Linked DNA regions of Homo sapiens: region 2 is linked to region 1. Evidence: chromatin loops called from intact Hi-C (ENCODE). Cell type or tissue: sigmoid colon. All regions are shown on one strand. Each heading gives the region's core, and the rest is flanking DNA. Links, peaks and the distances in the headings are about the cores only. Region 1 has its middle 38 kb from the start of LINC02502. Region 2 has its middle 37 kb from the start of PDE5A.

The links. Hi-C counts contacts between places; a loop is a spot of excess contacts. Peaks named below come from ENCODE experiments on the same cell type or tissue, not always from the same donor. Only the 100,000 strongest peaks of a DNase experiment are listed, where the experiment ranks them.
Region 2: it touches region 1 in a loop (2.3-fold over the local background); 2 of 110 quality-filtered maps call a loop at or near these places.

The regions. Positions count from the first base shown.
Region 1 is chr4:119,972,849-119,982,152 of GRCh38, forward strand. No RefSeq gene overlaps it. Among named protein-coding and RNA genes, the nearest start is that of LINC02502, 38 kb to the left of the region's middle. In sigmoid colon, for the core only: no CTCF peak of the experiment used is centred there; a DNase peak (open chromatin) is centred at 4,843.
Region 2 is chr4:119,661,268-119,670,571 of GRCh38, forward strand. No RefSeq gene overlaps it. Among named protein-coding and RNA genes, the nearest start is that of PDE5A, 37 kb to the left of the region's middle. In sigmoid colon, for the core only: no CTCF peak of the experiment used is centred there; no DNase peak of the experiment used is centred there; H3K4me3 peaks cover 709 bases.

The sequences.
Region 1 (9,304 bases), core at 3,323-5,822:
GATTCATGAGGTTCATATCCTGAGGTACCTGTGTATTGGAAACGAAAGGAAAGGAAACAATCAACAATTGCTGAAACAATTGTATAGCAAAGTAAATAATCAATAGAGAAGAGACAACCTACAAAATGGGAGAAAATATTTGCAAACTATGCATATAATAAGGTGTTAACACACAAAACATATAATAAATCAAATAACTCAATAGTAAGAAACATAGCCAGATTAAAAATGGGCAAAGGGCCAGGTGTGGTGGTTCACACCTGTAATCCTAGCATTTTGGGAGGCCGAGGCAGGTGGATCATTTGAGATCAGGAGTTGACCAGCCCGGCCAACATGGTGAAATCCTGTCTCTACTAAAAATAGAAAAATTAGCTGGGCGTGGTGGCGGGTGCCTGTAATCCCAGCTACTCGGGAGGCTGAGGTAGGAGAATCGACTGAACCCAGAGGCTAAAGTTGCAGTGAGCCAAGATCGTGCCATTGCACTCAAGACTGAGCGACAAGAGCACAACTCTGTCTCAAAAAAATGGGCAAAGAATATGAATACATAATTTCCAAAAGAAGATATACAAGTGGGCAACAGGTATATGAAAAAAAAGATCAACATCACTAGTAATCAGAGAAATGGAAACTGAAACCACAATGGTATATCATCTCACACATGTCAGAATTACTATTATCAAAGAGACAAAAGATAAGTGTTGATAAGGATGTGAAGAATAGGGAACCCTTGTGCACACTACTGATGGAAATATAAATTGGTAGAGTCACTACAGAAAACAGTATGAATGTTCCCCCCAAAATTAAAAGTGTATCCATGTGATCCACAATGTCACTGCTGGTTATATATCTAAAGGAAATGAAATCAGTATGCTGAAGAGATCTGCACTCCCATGTCCATTACAGCATTATTCACAATAGGTGAGATATGTGTCGACCCAAGTGTCCATAATGGGTAATGAATAAAGAAAATCTGGTATATATACATAATGAAATACTATTCAGCTATAAAAAAGAATGAAATTCTGCCATGCCATTTGCAATAACATAGATGAACCTGTGACACTTTATGTTAAGTGAAATAAACCAGCAACAGCAAGACAAATACCACATTATTTCACTTGCATGTAGAATCTAAAAAAGTCTAAACAAAGAGTAAAATGGTGGTTACCAGCAGCTGACAGGTGGGAGGATTGGGAATTATTGGTCAAAGTGTATTAACTTTCAGCTGGACAGGAGGAAAAAGTTCAAGAGCTCTATTGTACAGCATGAAGGCTATAGTTAATAACAATAAATTGTATACTTAAAAATTGCTAAGAGTGTAGATTTTAAATGTTCTCGCCACACACAAAAATGCGTGTGAGGTAATGTATAATGTAAAATAGCTCAATTTACCCATTTCACAATATATACATATAACAGAACATTGTGTTGTACAACATAAATATATAACATTTTTACTTGTCAATTAAAAATAAAAAAGCAGTTTAATGTCTAATAATATTTTAATATATGTAAAATAGTATTGAATCTGTGTAAAACTAAAACATAGCTACGAAGCTTACAAAGAAAACTGGTATAAAATAAGAAAACTGGTATACAATAAGAATAACTGATAAACCCATAATTATAGAGAGGGATTTTAATATACCTTTCTTGAATATTTATAGATAAAGCAGACAAAGAAATTAGAAAGGTTAGATCAAGCAGTCAAAACTCAGTAAGCCTGGTCTAACAAGCATGTAGAGTACCCGACAGATAGGGAGCACATTCATTTCCGGGATACCTGTATCAGTTCTTACAGCAGTTCTCAACAATTGAAATGTGACGTATTGGCAAAATGCAATATAATTATCTACCCACAACATATATATTTGGGAAACTGAAAACTACACTTCTAAATCAGTCTCAAGTGAAAGAATACATAATAAAAGTCAGAATATATATAGAAAAAAATGAAAATACCATATCTCAACACTTGTGCAATGGTGCTAAAGTAGTACTAGAGAAAGATTTACATCACGCTTTGCATATAGTATGCATCTATTAGAAACAAAGAAAGAATGAAAGTGTGTGACCTAAGTACGCAATATAAGAAAATAGAAAAAAGCAACTGTGTACACGAGGAAAATAGAATGAAGGAAATGATCAAATTAAGAACAAAAATTAATATAGGTCAATTTTACTTATGAACATTAGAAACAAAAATGTATGAAATGTCAAAACAAATCAAGGAATATATACATTTTAAAATGTTGAGATACTAAGTGTCAGTGGGGATATGGAACAACTGAAACTTTTATACACTGCTCCACTGCTAGGATGAGAAATTGTTAAAAAACACTTTGAAAATCTCTTAGCAAATTTTAATAAATTCATAAATTGGGAAATATATCCAAATGAAAGAATATCTCAGTATTACATTTAAGAATGTTCTAATAATTCACAAACACCTCAATTCTTCCTCTCAGTTTTCTGAACTGAAATTTTTTATTTACAAGAACAAACATTTACTGAGTGTCAATAATTAGTGAGGAATTGTCCAACATGCTGGAAACACACGATTATGTACAAGACAGAGTTCATGCCATAAGGGGATTCATGGACAACTTCAAGGACAAACCTGAAACTACTAATAGATAAGAATATGGAAGTACCATAGGTATTTACAAAGGAATATGATGAAAAATAAATTGGATATAAAGATTAATTCTGCTAATTCTGCTCAAAGAGGTATGGACAGAAGGTGCCCAGAAAATACTCCCCAGATGTGATATTTAAGTATGATCTTGTAGGATGAATATGCGTTTTCCTTGCAAATAGCTTCTGAGGAGGGGTGAAGATAGAATTTTAAATAGCATCAACAACTGGAAGAAAGTTTCGAAGATAAGAAAGTGCATGGTATGTTTATGGGGTTTGTGTAGTGATGAAAGAAGAAGCTGAGAAATTACCCAGGCACAGTGGTGTGTGCTTATAACCTCAGCTGTTGTGGAGGCTGAGGTGGCCCTATCACTTGAGCTGGGAGTTTGAGACCAGCCTGGGCAACAGAGCAAGACCCCTGTCCCATGTCTACATATACATGGCTAAATTGAATGATATGTATGATATTAGAAGGAGTAAAATAGCTACTATGAAATTACCAGTACATCAAATTGTTTTAAATCCACTGCTGAAAGAAATGATAACTCATTTGCAAAAGAATGTCATGTGACTACTTGAAATTCTAGAGGTAACATATATTACTAACTGCTTAAACATCCCAAGAAATTCCTACTATTTTAATTCAAAAGATTTAGATCATTTTAAAAAAGAATTTTGGTGAGGATAAAATGGAAAAGTCTGAAATACTATGTGTGTGTATGTTTTTCTTTTTTAAGTATGTGTTATCGCATATTTAAACACAACTACCTGTTGGCTGTTGAAATAAGTAGCATGCATTTTATAATGAAAAGAATTGTACTATCCTCTTAGTCCTGTGTTTAATATGCTTAAACACATACAAAAGCCCAATTTAATAGAGCTAATAAGCTTAATATTTTTAATTTTTTAATTTAAATCATATATTAGGGTTGTTTGGGTTACATACAACAGATATCCACTTGGGTTTCTTAAACCAAAAGAGGGAATTTGTAATAAGGATATTCAGGGATGGTGGAATTCCCAGGGTTACTTGAACAATCAAGACCCAGGAAGAGTAATAATAACGACGAAAGCTCCAGGGACCTCAGAAATAAGAGTCCTGTGTCTTCTCAGTTCCATTCTCAGGAATCTAATTCACTGTTGGATCCATCAGCCTTGGCTAGCCTGGCAGGGCCATAGAGAAGAGCAGCAAGTTAGAGCAGTAGGAGGCTACTTTGCACTGGATAAATATATCCATGAGAAAATATGAATTTCACACGTTTCTTCCTCCAAATAGGGGTTCCAAAGAATTAAAACATTTATACACAGGTGAATGAGTGAGTCTAAAGTTCTTGTATTCTTTTTATCTCACTGAACTTATATATCCTCTTTATCCTAACACTTGGCTATAAAGAAAAGGTATGTAAAAATAGCACAGGCCAAGTTCAAACATTTTCTTTATGTTTTGTTTGGGAAAATACCTGACATAATGTTTGTCAGAGGCAAAATGTAACAGTTGCCAGGGAACTACAGTCAGTGGCTATAAAAAGATGAAGACAGGTCTTGTATTAAATGTTACCCTTAGCAAGAAAATCCAGCTAAAGAATGGCAAATGAGATGGATGTTCCACACTTATCTACAAGGGATATGGTGAAGAGGTATTCGGTTTGCAGAATTCAAACAGTCCCTGTTTAAGTTTGAATGTAGACTTTCTCTTTGGTTGTGCTAAGAAAAGGAGATGGATTTGAGTCATGGGTCATGGGCTTTGCACTTCCCTCGGCTAAGAAAAAAAAAAAAGCTTGAAGCAGCTCAGGAAAGAGCCCAAATTTCACACGTGTGGAACTGGTCTGAAGCACTGGAGTGAGTCCCAACCCTAAAGAGTACTGTAAAGTTAAAGGGATCATGTTACCTGAGGTCTCTGGAAAAGCCCCGAAAAGAGAACATTGCAGTTCATAACACAGGCCAATAGCAGGTCACGCTAACTGAGGGCCTATTACATCCCAGACAATTCACTGACAATTCTCTTGCTTTATTTTAATTAATCTTCAAAACAACCTGAGGTAAGCATTATTCTTTCCTACAGTTTACAGTTGAAAAAAATTGAGTCTTACAGAAATCAAGCAGCTTGCTCCAGTAAATGAGAGTCAGAATCTGAACCTTGGGCTCGTGCTTTTAGGAGCCACGTTCTCGTGACCACACAGACATCCTCCCCTTCTTAAGAAAGCACCAGATGTCCTTGGAAATTTATGCCTTTAAACGTTGGCTCTGGAAAGTAGTGAGGGACTGACAAGTGGCCCCACATGAGACCCAAGCCTTTGAACCATATGAATTTACTCTAATACTCCCTATAAACAGATGTCAGCATAAAGAATTTAAGAGGAAAACCAGTCCCTCCATTGTTAAAAGTTTACCCTAAAGTATACCAAGTGATGACAGTTTCTCAGGCAGCACCATCCCTTAGTAAAGCTCTAACTTTGTGCCATATTAAAGATATGTTAGCTTTACTGGGGTTACGAATTTGATTATTTTTAAATGGTTGGCAATTTAGCAGGTCATATTTGCCAACCCCTTAAGGCTTTTCTTGAAACTATAAGAAAAGGTACTCCTCACTTCTGCAAGTGTGACTATTTCTCTATTGTATACCCATCCAAAACAGGGTTGCAGCTCCATGTTCTCATTTCTATGTTTATATATTAGAATCAGCAAGGATATTTACTATTGTTATGAGCATGCATGACAAAATTTTTCATTATAATTATGTATAACTTTTAACATTTATATAGGTATATAATTTGTATGTTGTAGTTCATAATTACAGAAATAATATAATTATTATAATTAATAAATTTAATAACAGGAAGTAATTAGTATTTTATAGAACCGTAAATTCCCATATGTGTTTTTTTCTTTTACACATTTTTTGCTTCCTAATTTGTATACTGATTATTTATGTATCTCCTCAACTATATTATAAGAACAATTAGGTAAGGACTGTAACCTAATTGTAGTCCTAGTTTTTGTGCCACAGTGGTATTTATCCTAGTTACGCTGAGAGGTTAGTAGTCTTTAAATTTTATACCTGAAGTACAGTACGTTTAAAATAGTTTTGAGATACATATCTGAGTTTCTCTATCATAGCAATACCTTCTATTTTTTGTTTTTCTTCCAGAGCCTTGTAAATTGCTTCAGAGAAGGATTTTTAAAACTAGACATTGTACACCTCTTCCATAATTTTTGCCAAATATGTCACTTACACTATTATCTAATCGAGTAATATTTTCTTTAAATAAACTCACGGCCTTACCTAGAATGCTGTCTATGATGGAATTGTGGAACACTTGCAAGTGGATATCTTGCCTTAAATAAGTATTGGTAAAAATTAATACACTGAAAACAAAATTCTAGCTTTATATTCTTACCTGCCCTTAACTGAACTGAGGGGAGAGAGAGAGAGAGTAGAAATTATTAGAGAAACATGACATACACACTGGTATTAATATGAGACTTTATCCTTCACATAATTAGATTAATTGGAAGAAAGCTTTAAAGGGTGTAACTTTTGAAATTATCTAATGTGCGCTACTTAATATCATTTTGCTTACTATCTATAATATTGCTTACAGCCATGGCCCACTTTGGGAAGCATGCATTATCCCATGACCTCCAAACAGAACACACATCAGACCTGAGTTTATATCATGTCTTCTTAACTGTTTGATCTTTGGCAAGATACTTAATTCCTTTAAGCCTTGATTCTTAATCATAAAAGACGGATAATAATATTTACATTTGAAGATCACTTTGAGAATTTATGAGGTAATAATCACACCGCGTCTAGTCCTGTGCCTAGAATTTATTAAAAAACATGAAGACCTACTAAATGCCAGTCACTCTCCTTGGTACTCATGGTACAGAGGAGCACTTGACTGAGAAGCGTTCTGCTTTTAGCTTCTTTTGAGGAAAAATCAACTACGAACATCTCAATAAACAAGCAAAGTCATTTCAGGTGTGATAAAAGGCTCTGAAGTAAATAAAACCAGTCGATATGAAAGAAAGTGACTGCTATTCAAGAAATACTCATTTCCATCCTGACTCTCACCCCTATATGATTGGTATTTAGTACACAGGAAAAAAAAGACTGCATTAAGAATATGCTTGCTTATTTATGTCAGGCAGGTGCAAACAGTGAGTGCAAGTAACAATGGCAGCTAAAAACATATATAAATACATGGCCCTAATATTAAGCTTCTGGATTAAGAAATTTAAGATCTTCCTTCTGAAGTTATTTTCTGTAGAATGTCTGATCTTCTCTTAGAAAACATTTAATTGTTCATGTCATGCAAATTAAATACAGTTAGAGGTTTATCACCTACTTTTGTCATGGTTTTGTGTGTGTGTGTGTGTGTGTGTGTGTGTGTGTTTAATCTCTAGAAGCTGTTTTATTGTGTTTGATGGGTTTGACTTAGAGTTGAGAAAATTTTTTCACATAATTCGAGCTGCTAACATTCTTTTGGAAAAAAAACTAATAATTAAAAAATTGCCCATATTTTTATTTGTACACAGATTAATTTCACTAGGTAATTTCTCAGAACAAATATTTTTTGACAAAACTTCTAAAAACCTGCAATATAAGAAATAGTAAGCCACTCATTTTAAACTGAACTAAACTGAACCTTCTACAGGCTGTATAGAAGTAGGAACTTATCACTGAATTCAACTATCAGAAAAGAGTCCCTTAATGGTCAGGGCTCAGAGGTCAGGGTGTAGGTGATGACAGAATGGATAACTGAGATGGAATAATTTGCTTTTGTACCTGAGACAAAGGATGGATTTATTTACATAAAGAGAAACAAGTTCTGGGATGCCAAAGACCTATTATTTGACCTGTGGAAGATAAATTAATTAATTTGGGGCATTACACACTAATTTTGGAGGGCCAGGAAAATGGTTCTTCTCTTTCAATTTCTTCATTACTTAGCCACTGTAGTCATTTGCAGTGATTTTGAGTTTTGTTTCTTTGTTAGCATTCTTCTGATGTCTAAATGGCATAATTATTGGAATTAAGATTTTGAAGAATCAATTGGAAGAGTCTGTAGTTGGATACTCAATTAACAACTATTGCCAAGGCAGCTACTCAGCTCTCACTGTCTTTCATCTCAGCCATAATTGAATCCTGCTTTTCTCAAATAACAATGAATCTTTTGATCTCTGTACAGCAGGAAAGATCAAACTGATCCTCAGAATCCACAAATGCATGTCTTTCACCCCCGAAACCTTCTTCAAAGATGCAGTTAAATTTGAGTTGCAGTTATGTTTTCAGTATAATTACCAGGCACAAAAGAAAATTACTTCCTTTATTATCATAACGAAAAAACACATTTCTTTCTTCTTCCAGTTTTTTTTAATGTTACATTTTAAATCGTTTCATGTAAATTTTACTTTTTCTCTGGCAACTTACAATAAAGCCTTTCAAAGTGATTTCATATGGTTTTTTTTTTTTTTTTCCTGTCAGAGCTTTTACCTCTAAAACAAGTAGTTCAGTGCCACTGGCCAATAATTTACTTTAGAAACATAATGTTTTCTGTTCTCCTGAACAGCAATTATGAATGCTTAACAGACCAGATGATGTAGTTCTTGTTCTGACCCCAATATTTACTATTTGTTCTTTAGCAAGTGAAATTTGAGTTCTGAACTCCCAGTTTCATATCTGTAAAACAACAATATTTTGCCCATAATGTTATTTGAAAGGAGAATCAAATGTAAATGCACATGTGCTGCTTTTTAAACATTGCAATAAACTCTACAATGTAAGTTTTATTACAATAAAACTTTTTACTATCATGGCTTTAAAAGAACTCAAGCAGCATGCAAGGGTTCATAAAGAGTTGCAATGGTTAACTTCATTTTTTTATTGCTCACTTTGTGCAGCCACTTACATTTGTATGGGCAGTTGGCATTTTGAGAGCTTGAATTTAGTGCTGAAAGCCTCAGTTCTGCTCTAAACAAACCTGTGAAGAGGACCACTGAGATTCCAGAGGTAGGAATTTGGACAGGTCCAGATCTACCCTTACTCATACTCTATCAGGCTTGATGTATGTATCTGACCAATGGACTCCTCAAGAACTTCATGAAAATTTACTAATAGCAATAATGACACAAGGGATACTCCATCGACAATAACATCAATTTAATGACAAATCTGTGTTAATATTATCCTCTTCTGTCGCTCATTACCTCATTCACCAAACCTTTGACAAACAAAGCTACTCTAGAATTTACTCTATGATTTGGTCCAAATGGCTCTCATCTGGAGAGTTCTCCAAAATACAAATCAGGGATTTCAGTTCTGCAGAAAATTGGAGACCCCTTAAACAAATGTCTGAGATCATGTTGCATTTTATTTCACAGAGTAAGCTGAAACTGAGCAGAGCTGATTGAGAAGGTGATGTCAGAAAAAGGAGCCTAACAAACAATAAGACACTGTGATGGTAAATTTAATGTGACAACTTGGCAGGCCACAGTGCCCAGTTGTTTTAGCAAACACTAATCTAGATGTTGCCATGAAGATAATTTTTAGGTGAAATTAACATTTAAATTAGTAGATATTAAGTAAAGCATATTAACCTCCATAATGTGGATGGGCCTCATCCAATCAGGTGAAGGCCTGAAGAGCAAATACATGTTTTCC
Region 2 (9,304 bases), core at 2,560-5,059, 310 kb before region 1:
TGAAGCCTAGTGCATATCCCATTTATCATGCAGTTTATATCATGAAGGAACTTATCACTGCTACAATTGGCATGTACATTTGTAAAGTCTAGGACTCACAAGTACGTCTGTAAATGGAAGATCAAATCCAGAGTTCCTGCTGGTATTGCATCATTTGTTTCAATTTGAATGTATAAATCAATCACATATTCACAGTCCATAAAGTTGATCAGAGTGCAGCCTGGAGGATAAGGTTTTATGGTTCCAGATATTGTCAGATCTTTCAAGTTTGGTTTGTATTAAGTCATCCACTGAATGTCATATTTTTAGAAGAATTTTTCTTTCAGTGCCAGTTGCATTCAATTTCTGTATGGGAGAAGAGGCATTCTGACCCTAATTAATATATTCAGTGAGTTCCAGAGGTCCTATGTAATATAACATATTTTCATAATAACTTTCAACAACATTAGAAGTCAGGGATTTAAAGTTCTCTCTCATCTTGTTTACTTCATTTTACAAATTCTTATTATTAGAATGATTTTAGAACTCTAATTTTGGAAGTAATACCTTCTAGGACCAAGACCAAATTTTGCAAAACAGATGCCTGGCTGTGATCTTGGTCAAATTATGGAATCATGTAAAATCTCAGTTTTCCCATATATAAAATGGGTAATAATAAAACAGCAAAGCCTCCTTACTTGAGCAGGATTGATACTGGAAGAAAAACCCGTTTAAAATGTATCTACCTCAAATAGCATAAAAATTGTAAAGCAAATTGTAAAAAGTTTGAAAACTCATCTTAAAAAATTTGAGCTAGACTATATGAAAATGAATTCATTCTAATTCATAGCTAACATTGCAAAAGGTATGTTATTTCTCAGCAGAAATGAGAATGAATCAGATATTAATTTTTGCTATATTTTTTGGGATAAAATTATATGATGATATGATAGACAATCTTCACTTGAGACTTAGCTTTTAAAGCAGGATAGAAATCTCTTAATATTTAAATTATTCTTTGTGAAGAACATATCCTGTCGACAATTTTAATTTTCTCTTTTTCAGTAGTTAGCTACTTTAATCTCTGCCAGATCCTCATTTGTCAATGCTTCAGCCAGTGATGTGAACAGAATTCCAACATATTTTTTTATCCATTTCATGAATCTCCTTCTTTATCAAGACCTGCAATTGTGCCTTGCTGTTGGTTTTCACTGTGTTTACTGGATGTTTGATACAATGAAGAAGAAACTGAGGGACAAAAACGTTGGCTCTTGCACTGGGATAGATGCAGGCATTAAGTGAGAGTGACATATGTTTGAGTAGGAAGCCATTCTACAAGTGGGGAAGTCATTAGTTAATATCTCATGTTATAGTAACTTTTACTTTCCTCTTAACCATGGGGACCCAGTAAATGATACTAATATAAGGTCTCTGTAACTCACCTAATTATTGATATGGTTTGGATCTGTGTCCCTGCCCAAATCTCATGTCAAATTGTAATCCCCAGTGTTGGAGGTGGGGCCTGATGGGAGGTGAGTGGATCATGGGGGTGGATCTTTCAGGAATGGTTTAGCACTGTCTTCTCTGTGCTGTTCTCGTGATGGCAAGTGAGTTCTCGTGAGATCTGGTTGTTTAAAAGTGTGTAGCACCTCCCCACCCCAACTTCCTTCTGCTCTGGCCATGTAAGATGTGCCTGCTTCCCCTTTGCCTTCCACCATGATTGTGAGTTTCCTGAGGCCTCCCCAGAAGCAGATTCTGCCATGCTTCCTGTACAGCCTGCAGAACTGTGAGCCAATTAAATGTCTTTCTTTAGAAATTACCCAGGCTCTGGTATTTCATTTTAGCAGTATGAGAGCAAACTAATACAAGTATATTACTGAGAAAACTAAATGAGAGAAAATATCTAAGACACTTAGCACAGTGCCTGACATATATTCATTAAACTATACATATTAGTGATGGTTATTACTATCACTATTTTACAAACATTCTCTAACAAAGGCAGTTAACTATAAATGATTAATCTTTGGGGCACTCACTTAGCAGAGTAGACATAACCATCTAGTACTTCACAAACTTTTAGATTCACAGATCACTACAGTGACCTGAGTCACCTGCTTCATTTATTTAGCTCACCAGACTTTACTGCCAGAAACCAACAGACAAAAAATACTTTTCAAAAACCCAGCCTATTCATGCTGTAGCCCAACCTACTCATGCTGTTTTTCTCTTTAAAGGGAGGGCATAGAAGGCAGAGATAGTTTAGGATTCTAAGTCAGAGATTGAGAAGGAGAATGGCTTTGGGCTAAATCAGTGACTGAATGAGGGATCAAGACAGTGTGTCAGCAGCAATTTCTTTTACAGACTTTGCCTCCTTCCTTTCCTCTCCTCTTTCTTTCTGTTTCAGTTTGTCTGCAGTCCTCGGAGCTAAGATAAACATCAAAAATAAAAGTAAGATTCAATAACAATTTTTATTATAATGACTTTTATTTGAAGTTGTGGAGAAAAGAGGCAAAAAATGAAGATAATTGGAAAGACAGATAACCCAGGCTGAGAGCACGCAGTGCTCAGATTCTGGATGTGCAATCAAAATGACCTGATAACAGATAAATTGAACCTGATATAGGATGGTTATCACTTATTTAGTTTGACCCCCCTTTCTATCCTTACTCTCTCTCCTAACTTTATTTTTAAAATGTGGGTTATCAGATCAGTAGATATTTTAATTGTCTGGTTCAGTGCTTCTCAAAATTAATGTGCGTAAGATTCACCTGGGGATTTTGGTAAAATGCAGGTTCTGACTCAGTAGGTCTAAGTCCGTGTTTCTAATAAGCTCCCAGGTGATGTTGATGCTACTGGTCCTGGGCCAAGCACACACTTTGAGGAACCTAAGAATCTAGTATATTCGCAGGAACGTTCAGTGGGATAAAATTAAAGGCTTTCTTGATGTGTAAAGAGATTAAATGTAGTACAGTTTTCCCTTTACTCCCTTTATCAACATTACTTTGCCATATATCAGGAAGGGAAATTAAACTGTTCTTTCTAACACTATTTGGGCTTGTACAACCATGCAAATTACTCTATTTTTGGCCCTTCAAGGACATTTCAAAATGGTGATGTTCTACTTTCTTTTCGGGGTGTTAACATTAAGCTGACTCATCCAATTTTGCTTAGACAAAATTGTGAAAGTAAATGGTCTTTGGTTTTCCTGGTTTCCAGGTTACCTTATGATGTCTTGCCTTTTCTCCTCAATGATGGCTCTACACTTGTTCTAATTAGAGAGCAAAGAAATAATAATAATAGTGTAAGACAGAGGGGAATGCAGTATTAAGTTCCTATTATGTGACATATACTGCTGCAAGTGCTGGAGACACAGTGATAAAACAGAAATGTGTCTAACTGCCTTTTCACTTTAATCCAGTGAGATGCATATTCTTTTCATGATACGAATGAGAACTCTGTGAGGTAAATAACTCAGCAGTGCCACCTGGTAAGTGGCAGAGCAGAGCTATGAATCCAGTTCTTTTTGAATCCAAAATTCTTGCTAAAGCTCCTGAACTCATTCTGAACAGGAATTTGCCTACCCCCTTACCGCAATAAATAACTTAGAGGTTTTGCATTTTTTACCATTCAAAAAATGTTCTATTTCTCTTTCTTATCCTTTCAGAATAAAACTGCTGATGCTTTAGTGACAGGTTTCAACATGTTTTGTAAAAAACGATCCAAGGAATTCAAACATAGAGTATTTTCAGATTGCTTTACAATTCAGTTGTTTTTCTCATTTTACTGTGATTTCCTATGTTTGATATTTTTTAAAAGACAAAGGAAAATCCTACTATACACAGAAATCAATTCAAAGTGGTATTGTAATCTAAATGTGAAAGGTAAAATAATAAAGTTTACAAAGATAACCCAGAAAACTATCTTTATATACGTAGACTAGAGAATGCCTTCTTATGCAGGATACAGAAACTACTCATCATAAGGTAAAGTATTGATAAATTGAATTATATTACATCTTCTGTTGATAAAAACATAGTATTAAGAAGTAGAAAGTCAAGCCACAAAATAGGAGAAGATATTTTCAACACATAAACCAAAAAAGGACTCTAGCTGGCATATTGAAAATAAAAGGAATATCAAGAATTAAAAAAATTAGCCAGGCATGGTGGCATGTGCCTGCATTCCAGCTTCAGGAAGCCAAGGCAGGAGGATAGCTTGAGCCCAAGAATACAAGGCTCTAGTGAACTCTGATGGCACCGCTGCACTCCACCTTGGGTGATAGAGTGAGACCTTGCCTCAAAAAAAAGAAAAAGAAAAAGAAAAAATACAGCAAATCAGTAAGAAAAAGATAGAAAACATAATAGAAGATGTTGCAAAAGTCTTGAATGGGCACTTCACACACAAAAAAAATATTCATATTGCCAGGAGGCATGTGAAAATGTTCTCAACCTCATTTGTTATCAGGGAAATATAAATTGAATTCACAGTAAGATACCATTCCACACCCTCCAGAATGGCTAACATGTAAAAGATTGACAAACCCAAACTCAGGCTATGGTGTGGAGCACCGAGAATTCTCATACATTGATAATGGAAGTAACAATTGGGATAGAAACTTCGGAAAACTCTTTCACAATAAATATTAAAACTGAACAAATGCACACTGACTCAGCAGTTTTATTCCTAGCTGTATATGTAACAGATGGATGAGCAACAGAGTAATGTACATGAATATGCATACTCAAACACTCCTCATAGTCAAAACTGGAACAATCCAAATGTCTATAAACAGAATGAATAAATAAATTATGTTTTATTCATTGAAGGACTTACCATTCAGCACTGAACATGAATTAAACAACTACTACATGCAACAATATGCATAAATTTTATAAACAGTGTGTGCAGCAAAAGAAGTTAGACATAAAGCACACATTGTCTGATTCTGTTTATATGAGGGTCAGAAACAGGCAAAACTGATCTCTAGTTTTAGAAGCCTGAATGTCACTTTGGATAGGAGTGGGTAGCGGCTGACAGGGCATGAGGCAGACTTCTAAGATGCTGGAAATGTGCTATTTCTTTATGTAGGTGGTGGTTACCAGGGTGTGCTCACTTTGTGAAAATTCACTGACTTGTATACTTATGTATGTGCAGACATAACACATATACTTTCCTAGATGTAAGTTATTTTTTTCAATAAAAATACAATATATGAATGGATAAAATTATTTAAAAATCCCTGTTTCAATGCCATCTGTTACTGGGTTTTCTCCCTCTATAGCAAAGAAGCAATAATTTTCTCGATGTCATTCCTCTGCCTTGCATAACTGAAATCTGTTTTTTAAACACATTTTTATGACACTCATAAAATACATTCCTATTTTTTTTTGTCCCCGGCGTTTGCATTTTCTACATAAAATCCATTCTGAATTCTTTTTGGAGTTCTAACCTGATCCTGCTTTTTGTCACTTTTCCATTTGCCTTTTATGTTTCAGCAGAGTTCTGGTAATAATCCCACTTGACCTTAAGACAAATGCATTATCAGACATTAAACAAAGACCAGTCATGCTGGGCCTGATGTGTGACCTCATTCCATCTAACATTTAAGGAAACAAAGGTCCCCTAAGAATGACGGTACACTAGCTTGCTGAGGATGTGAGGCTTAGGTCTGAACAGATGCCCTTTGAGAAGCAGTCCAGATGATGGGAGTTTAAAAGAAGCTTATCCTGTCAGCAGGGAAAAACCACTCTGTCATCACAGTGTGTTGCAGATAGCTTCACACACTTTCTATCACCACCACCCAGGGTAGCCCATGGCAGCATGTTGGGAATGGTTTGGAAAAGACTTGGGTTCTGGGGTGGCCAGATAAGTATTCAAACTCTAGGTCTTACTAACAGTGTATTCTGGAACGAGGGATTCAATCTCTTTGAACTTCAGTTGACTTCCCTATAAAAATGGGAATAAAAATAACTACATTACAAAACCTTTGCAAGGATTTATATTAAATAGATATATAAATGTCTCTAACACAATACTTAGCACATCTAGATGTTCAAAAGATGAACTCTCCTCTCTTCTCTTTTCCATCCTTTTCCTTTTTAGGCAAAATATGTCATTGCAACCATTTGCTGTCTAGATATTTGACATAGCAATCTGGCTTTGAAGATAATGGGCTGTGGAATATTTATTTCATGGATGCATGTTGGATCCATATATCTTTTCCTACCATTGTTTTGTCTTTTGAATTTTCCAGAAGAAACTTATATTTCAAATGGGATAAGAACATAATAAAGATGTTTGTAAAATTCCTTTAATAGGAATGAAAACACTTGACTTACTATCTCAAAGGAATACAGAGAAATAGATGAGGATTTATTTTGTATTTTTAATTTCTATATGTAAAGTGTTACAAATTTGGACAAACCTCTGTTGAAGACCTAGACACAATTATAGTATTTTTAAGGAAATGCACATATGGCTACTTTTGATTATAACCAGTTGAACCTGGCTTTTTAAAAATGTGTTACCTAAAAAAGTTGTAAATGAAATAGCTGTGGGGGACTTCAGCAGTGATCAGTCTCATTTTATATCTGAAAAATTTAGGGAAGTGAAGCAACTTGCCTGATGTGGCCATTGAAAGTTAGGAGTCAGTGAATCACCCCTTCTCTAAGTTCTGTGCAGTAGAAAGTAGTCACAAATGCTGAAGAAATGACCACTGTGTTAATGGCAGATAATGTCAGATTAAAAAAAGCAGATGAGCTGGAGGTTAAAGTGGCAGCGTGCTGTAACCAAGCCTCCAAATCAAGCCCTTGGAGCCGCTATAAGCAGAGCTAGCTGTGCAAAGCTGACTCCACATATGATTGCCCTGCCAGCCTTGTGAAGGAGACGAGGCCTGCCTGGCCAAATCAGACACCACAGAGTGCAGTTCAAGGAGAAAGATGAGCCCTTGTGGCTTCTGTCTGAAAGAATGCCTTGTCGATGGGCAGATGCTTTCAAAATGCCAGAAAATATTCATTTTAAGTACTATTTGCTCTGTAATTATATCTAGAGTATTAATTTGTTTAGCCTGCCTCTGTCAACCATTTGTATCTTATCAGGGAAATTGCTAACCTAGTATCTGCCTAAATTATCATGATTAATTTTTTTTTTGGTTATCACTTTTCTTATTGTTTTGTAGATTTCTCCCTTAACATCAAACAACTTAGTATAATACTTCACAAATGAAGGTTCTTTGAAAATTCTACAGAATGTTGTTGCTGTTGCTTATTCAAATTTATATGGAGTTAGTTCTCCCAAGTCTCCAGGAGCTAGTTCATAGTTCTGAATTATAAAACTGCAAAGCCCAAAGAGAAAGGAAGAAAAATGATAGATAAGGTTGAGGGCTTTTTACCACATGGTAGTCATGATAAAATTAGGAGAAAGAATGAGTTTCTGGACACAAATAGCAGCTTATTCCCTAAAGTTAAGAATCTAGTAATGAAATATAAGGAACTACCCCTTTCTTAAGTCACCTCATTAAGCAAATTAGTTTGATATTACAGCAGGAAGAAACAGGGGCAGGCTTTAAGGACATACATTTTTAATTTAGTTCTTTATATGCCCATTTTGCCACAAAGAATTTGATGCACGTAAACCATTATTGAGAAAAGGATAACTCTTTTTTTCCAGGAATTTGGCACCTAACACATTTGCATCTAGAAGTGTGGATAAGAATGAACTATTCAATAAAAGGCTCAGTGAATAAGTTACATATTTCAAATTTGTTAAACTCTGTGCATTTGGAAAACTCCAGGAACTAAAATAATTGGGAAGGTTGACAATGGAAGGCACATTGTCAATTGTCTCCATGTGGAATCAACAACCCTTAGGGGAAACACACGTTGGTTTATTACTTGCTAATACTTTGTTCAGCTTCTTTCTCTTTTACTGGGTCTTTTTCTTGCTCCTTTACTCCCTTGCTCTTTCCTCCAGATAAAGTCTGGTTTTTGAGTACAGAGTACATTAATTCAGTACCTTCAGTCTCTGCAATCATCTATCACAAATTAAAGTCATTAAAGATATTTTGCATAATGTTGACTGCAAAAAGTAGTTTTAAAAGGATATACTTGTCTGGGTAGGGTGGCTCACGCCTGTAATCCCAGCACTTTGTGAGGCCAATGCAGGTGGATCACCTGAAGTCAGGAGTTCAAGACCAGCCTGGCCAACATGGTGAAACCCCATCTTTACTAAAAATACAAAAATTAAACCAGGCATGGTGGCATGCCTGTATTCCCAACTACTCGAGACGCTGAGGCAGGAGAATCCCTGGAACCTGGGAGGCGGAAGTTGCAGTTAGCTGAGATCACACCACTGTACTCCAGCCTCAGTGACAAGAGTGAAACCCCATCTCAAAGAAAAAAAAACAAAAAACAAAAAAAAAAACAAAAAGGACATTCTTTTTTCATGTAGTAAAAACAGAAAATGCAGCAGTACTTTAGCTGGATGGGTAGCTGTCTTATAATGTATTTATTTCCATTTCTACTAATGGAACGATGTAAATGAGGTATGGCTTGATCTGTCTGCATTCACCTCTGAGCTATTTCTATGTTCTCTTGATTATAGATGATAACTTCCTACTCTGGCAAATGGTGTGTCTTTTTCTACTCAGCAGAGTGCCAACGCGGGGCCTGTACACGGCTTGTTTCTTTGGGTCATGATTTATTATTCTCTTGGCCATTTTATTACTATGACACTGCCTTTATGTTAATCATTTTATATTCCAAAGATTTTGAAGAGCATGCTCAGAATATGGACTATTCCTTTAAAGTCATTGCTGCTCTTTAGTTTATGAACAGAAATCAATTTTTTTATTTATCTCAGTGGTTCTTAACCCAGGGTGCAAGAACAGAATCACCTGGGAGGCTTTTAAAAAATTTAGACAATAATGTCTGAGTTGGGCCTGGGCTCAGAAGTGTTTTTAACCACCTTCCACCTTTCCCCAAGATGATACCACTGAGCCTTCAGAGTTGAGAATCAGAGAGCTGTGTACACAGCTGTCTTCTGCTGTTTGGAGAAGTAAGGCTGCAGAATAGCATAAGAGACCCCATAGCCAGCCTGTTTGGCTTCAAACCCTGGCTGCCACTTTGTACCAGTGTGACTCTAGGCAAGGTAGTTAACCACTCTGATCCTCAATTCCTTGTCTGTAAAATGAGAATGGTGATAGTAATAGAACGGAACAGAGAATTGCTAAAAGGATTACCTGAACTGATGCATATACAGCAGCTAGAATAGTGTCTGGCACATGGCATGTAGTTTATAGGCTATTAATAAATACTTAATTCTC